2 separate regions of the Homo sapiens genome follow, and region 1 is linked to region 2. A link is an interaction called in ENCODE POLR2A ChIA-PET data of the cell type or tissue named here. Cell type or tissue: B cell. All regions are shown on one strand. Links, peaks and the distances in the headings refer to the core of each region. The heading gives the core; the rest is flanking DNA.

The links. ChIA-PET counts read pairs that join two places held together with the same protein. Peaks named below come from ENCODE experiments on the same cell type or tissue, not always from the same donor. Only the 100,000 strongest peaks of a DNase experiment are listed, where the experiment ranks them.
Region 1: POLR2A ChIA-PET joins it to region 2 with 8 read pairs; 2 of 35 experiments call an interaction of 5 or more read pairs at or near these places.

What each region holds. Positions count from the first base shown.
Region 1 is chr3:15,106,806-15,109,718 of GRCh38, reverse strand. No RefSeq gene overlaps it. Among named protein-coding and RNA genes, the nearest start is that of RBSN, 9.1 kb to the right of the region's middle. RefSeq lists an enhancer at 914-1,413. In B cell, for the core only: CTCF peaks have their summits at 1,278 and 1,478 (motif pointing left); a DNase peak (open chromatin) is centred at 1,448; H3K27me3 peaks cover 943 bases.
Region 2 is chr3:15,381,435-15,384,347 of GRCh38, reverse strand. It overlaps a transcript of METTL6 not described here. Among named protein-coding and RNA genes, the nearest start is that of METTL6, 45 kb to the left of the region's middle. In B cell, for the core only: no CTCF peak of the experiment used is centred there; no DNase peak of the experiment used is centred there; H3K4me3 peaks cover 256 bases; H3K27ac peaks cover 1,853 bases.

The DNA.
Region 1 (2,913 bases), core at 311-2,810, 270 kb after region 2:
GCTTATTCAATCATAAAAGCCATGAGCTACAAGAAGTTCCCAAGGAGGCAATTCTTAGTATTACCCGCTCACTCAGTAGTCAGAGCCACGGGCACATAGGTCCAAGCCGATCCACAGGTCAGTCAATATTGCAAACCGTCATAGCAGTATTCGTAATTAACATGTAAATATTATAGATTAAAAATTTCACATCAAACAGAGTAACATTTAACACGAAGGGAAAGGGGATAGGAAAAGGGGTTAATGAATCATTCCAAGGAGAGCTGGACTGGTTCATTGATGTGAACATGGAGAGTGTTCTGGGCTGATTCTGACAGTCATCAGTGTCTTGCAAGGAAGAGTCCTTGATTTGGGTGGAGCTTTCAGTGGCAGATGCCGGGTGCTGACCATGAGTGACATCAAGACAGTGTCTAGTGAGATGTCTGAGTTGAACTGCTGAAGTCCTGCTTTTTTTTTTTTTTTAATGGTCCTTGAGTCTTCTGGTGAAAGCTGACAGTAAAGTGTGTGTGGCCATACCCTTGCCTGATTGGGTGCAGTTTCTGTTGATGAGGCAGACATCTGGTCCCTGTTGGCATGATGCCTTTTGAAATGTAAGATGGAATCTTTCTAACATGGAGTTACTTATGTCAAGGGCACTGTATATAGGCAGTGAGGTGGTGAGAAGTGTATTCTAGATTCCGCATATTCTAGATCCATTCCAAAGTAAAAGCTGACAGAACTTGCTGATGGGTTGGAAGTGGGATGTGAGGCCGGGCACAGTGGCTCACACGTGTAATCCCAGCCCTTTGGGAGGCCGAAGTGGGTGGATTGCTTAAGCTCAGGAGTTTGATACCAGCCTGAGCCAACAAAGTGAGACCCTGTCTCTCTCCAAAAAAATACGAAAATTAGCCGGGCGTGGTGGTGAGTGCCTGTGGTCCCAGCTACTCGGGAGGCTGAGGTGGGAGGATGACTTGAGCCTGGGAGGCAGAGGTTGTGGTGAGCCGAGATCGCGCCACTGCACTCCAGCCTGGGTGACAGAGTCAGACCCTGTCTCAAAAAAAAAAAAAAAGTGGGATGTGAGAGAAAGAAGTCAAGGATGACTCCACGGTTCTTGGCCAGAGCACATGGATGGAAGAGCTGTGGGAAGAGCAGGTTTAGGGGTGGGGCCCCAGAGATAAAAGAACCCAGGGCTCTGTGGAAGGTCCAAGGCTGGTCCAGAACATGACAGCGTGTTGTGCATCCTGGCTCCCTGTTATCAGCTACTTGGCGAGCCCCTAAAAGAGGAAAGGGGCAGCAGTGCAGAGGCGTGGTAGAGGGACTGAGTCTCCCACCCCAGGCTGCTGGGATGCTCAGCCTCCTCCGGTGGTCAGCAGGAGGGAGCCTTGGAAGGCATTGGAGATAAACCAGCAGAACCACGTTGGCTTTGGACACCCGGGTTCGCTGCAAGGTTCTAAAGTGGCCAGATGCCGCCCCCTGGTGGCTGGCAAGGCTACTTACAACCCTCACTGACCTGCTAGACAGCCCACAAGCTAGAACTGGAGGGGGCCCACCCCCAACTGTGAGCAAAGTGGGGGTTCATTTGAGGCTACGAGTTGGGGCAAACGACTTCCCTGGGCATGAGGCTTTTGAGCCTGTCAAGTGCCTCCCTTATCGCAGAAGAGCAAACAGGTGCATGAAGGGGAAACAACTTTGGAGAAAGGGGTGGCTTGGGGACCCCATCCGCAGTTTTGCTTTCTGCTGATTTTTCAGTCTTCTCCTATTTTCCTTTTCCTTAATTTTTTTGATTTAGATATTTTTAAGAAAAATACATATAGAGGAAAAAAGCCATTCAAATCATAGGAAAAAAGCCTACGTTGTGGAAAGTCAGTCTCCCCACCATTCCAGTTTCCCTCCCCAGAGGTGCCCGCTGTTACAGTTGGTGTTTCCTTCCAGGGACTCTACATGCATCCTGTCACCTGAATTTCTGAAGGGTTTACTATGTGCCATGCACACTTGGCATTTCCGACCTCCGTGTCTCTTCCCAATCCAGCAGTCAGAGGTCACATCCTGTCCCTCCCCTACTCAGCACTTCCCCCAGCTCCCACCTCACTCATAGTAAAGGCCAAAGTCCCTTCAATGGCTATGACCTCCCCTCACCCTTGGGCTCTCACACCTGATTTCCCAAAACTCTCTCCCTCACTTCCTCTGCTCCAGCCACACTGGCCTCATCACTGAGGAGAGCAAAGATCACCTGGTGGCCACAAAGCAGACCATCTAGAGGCGACACTCCTCATCTGAGGAATTCAGAAGTAATTCGATTTCCCTATGATCTAAAGCTGGTATCTAGTACCCTGCTTCCTTCCCCAAAATGTATAAGAAACCAGAATTTCTATACATCTCCGAATGCATGCATGTCAAAACTCATTGTGCAACCCTTGCTGACATCAAAGCACCAAAATATCTACAAGTGTAACTTTTTTTTTTTTTTTTTTGAGACGGAGTTTTGCTCCTGTCGCCCAGGCTGGAGTGCAATGGCACGACCTCGGCTCACTGCAAACTCCGTCTCCCGGGTTCAAGTGATTCTCCTGCCTCGGCCTCCATTTATTATGACCGATGTGGCTAACATGGTCCAAATTACCCTTAAGCTCCCGCTTTAAGGTCCATAAATGCCCCTGAGGAAAATCCACTGTGGTTCACACAGTCCTCTCTTGCTGAGGCGCCGGCCACACTCTGATGCAGGGTTCTTTCTATCTTATAAAACTTTCCCTTTCAATCCTATACTGTTGTGGGCAAACTCTTCTTAACTACCTGCGAGCCAATCACTTACCATTGCCAGGGCTTTGACATCTCGCCCAGAAATTACTTTGCTTATTGTGGTAAAACATACACAACACAGTATTTATCATTTTAATCATTTGTAAGTGCACAATTCAGTGGCATTAAATACAGTCACAA
Region 2 (2,913 bases), core at 115-2,614:
TGACCCTTGGTTTTCCATTCATATTTTTTTTTAATGCGGAGCTTAAAAGCTGCTTGGAAGCTCTGAGCACATGAGGTGGAGTTGTCAACATGGGCTTCATTTTATTTATTGGTTTTTACTTATTTTGTTTTCTTTTATCTCTTTTTTGTTTCTTTTTCAGGTCTCAAACAAAAGTCTGGAACCTGGGATTCTTTGTAGGATATCTGGCTGTGCTTTTGTATTATATGAACCACAGAAAATAATCTTCCAGTATGATATTGTTTTCAGTATAGTACCTCAACCCTAATTTTGCCTGGTAACCCTTTATCCAGAGACCTTTTGTTTTCAACTTACAGTCTTATTCTGGGGTGGGGGATGTACAGTCTGGCTGTGTGGACTTGCAGGAGAGATTTAGGGTTCTAACTTCTTCTTACTGACTTCCAACCAATTCTCCTGTATTCAGTCTTATACACACCCCCACTTATACTAGACGTAGCTGGTACTACCAAAGCCTGGTCACAAAACTCTATGGGAGTCTCAATGCAAGTTGAGTTGCTTCTTGACTTTCATCCCTGCTGGCTTAAGACTCAGCTTCACAAGCCTGCTAAGTCAGTTGCTATTTATCCTGTTTTCTAGCCCTTCAAAATTTTAAATGAAAATTTACATTTTTAATTGACAAATAATATATATATGGGATAAATATGATGTTTTGATAGTAATAGATGTATACATTGTGGAATGATTATATGAAGCTAATTAGCATATCACACTCCTCACATACTTCTTTTTCTTTGTATTGAGAACATGTAAAATCTATTCTTGGCCAAGCATGGTGGCTCACACCTGTAATTCCAACACTTTGAGAGGCCAAGGCAGGAAGATTGCTTGAGCCCAGGAATTCAGGGGTTCCAGACACCAGCCTGGGCAACATAGCAATACCCTGTCTCTAATAAAAAAAAAAAAAAGTAAAAATAAATGTGTAATTTAAAAAATTCATTATTGTTATTATTTTTACAATTTTGAAACTGTAGGGGCCAGGAACAAACTTCCCCTTTGCCCTCTGAAGAATAACTAAAAAATCACTCACCAAATGCAGATTAATAGGAGAAATGGAATAAAAACTTAGTAATTGTTTTCCTTGGTGGATCCCTTAGGTCTTTATGTAGATAGGGAAAAGGTTTCTTCTAGCATCTGTTGATTGCTAAGGACATTTAATTCAAAATACTCATTATACCAGGGAGCCATATCTGGGGGTAAAATTCCAGATGCTCCTTCAAAGTATACATTATTATTGACTATGGTCACCATGTACAGTAGATCTCAAAAACGTATTCCCCCTGGCTAACTGAAATGTGTGCCCTTTGGTCAACATCTCCCCTACTCCTCTCCTCCCCCAGCCTCTGGTAACCACCATTCTACTTTCTGCTGCTGTGAGTTCAACTTTTTAAAATTCCACGTATAAGTGAAATCATGTGGTATTTGTCTTTCTGAATCTGGCTTATTTCACTTAGCATAATATCTTCCAGGTTCACCCATGTTGTTGCAAATGATAGAATGTCCTTGTTTCTAATGTTCTCCCAAATTTAATCAGTTGTATGGGGTTTATGTGATAAAAATATCCTTTTGCTGTCATTTTCGTGGGGTTTCCAGAAGGATCCTAACTAGGTACACATGCTTAGTCTGTCTTTTTTTTTTTTTTTTTTTTGAAGCAAGTCTCCCTCTGTTGCCAGGCTGGAGTGCAGTGGCCTGATCATGACTCATTGCAACCTCTGCCTCCCAGGCCCAAGCAATCCTCCTACCTCAGCCTCCAAGTAGCTGGGACTGAAGGTGTGTGCCAGCATGTGTGGCTAATTTTATTTTTGTAAAGACAGAGTCTCCTTATATTGCCCAGGCTGGTCTCAAACTCCTGGGTTCGAGATCCTCCTGCCTCTGCCTCCCAAAGTGCTGGGATTACAGGCATGAGCCATGGTGCCTGGTCTAGTCTGTCATCTTTAAACAATTGGGTTGGGAAGGAAAAGGTAGCACATAGATAGATGATTTAAGCAGAAATAGATAAGCATAATTGTCCACTGTAAAGGGGCTGAATGATCTGGAGAATGGAGGCATCTCAGGAAAACTGAACTTGGTGGTGTGTGCTTAGGACTAATGAAAAGTGGCCGGGCACAGATGCTCATGCCTATAATCCCAGCACTTCGGGAGGGTGAGAGGGAGTATAATTTGAGGCCAGGAATTCAAGGTTGCAGTGAGCCATGATTGTGCCACTGTTCTCCAGCCTGGGCAGCAGAGTGAGACCCCGACTCTTAAAAAAAAAAAAAAAAGAACCAAAGAAATGTTAGTTCCAGGGATTCCCAGGGACATGGGCAGGGTCCAAGAATGATGCTGAGTTAAGGTTAGGTGGCTATTCAGAAAGCTACTTCGACTTGTATCCCATATTATGGATCAAGGACCTTAAAAATAGCCATACTTTTTTTTTGTTCTAGTAACTCAATTTGTAGGATTGTTTCCTAAGAGATAATCTGACATATTCAAGGACTTCTTCACAAAGATATTCATTAGCTGCATTATTTATAGTACCAAACATTATAAATAGTCTAAACCAGAGATCCACAAGCTATGGCTATAACAGTGACAAGGAGGCCTAGCGTGACTAACTCCATTTTGCTCCTAACCCCCCTGCAGCGATAACCTGTATCTTTTAGGTTAACTGCTTTTGCTTATCTCTGCACATAGGCCAAGCTAACTATAGAAGGAATTTAGTTTATAGTTTAGAGCAAGGATGGTAATAGTGCCTCCCCCAAAACTAACCCCTGAGGAGATAAGGAGGATGTATGCAAGTAATAATGTTATGTTAAAGATTTATAAGAGCACTGTGACCTGACCAAGGACAAAGTTTCACCACCTCCTTGGACCCTTGCCACCACCCAGATGTGATCA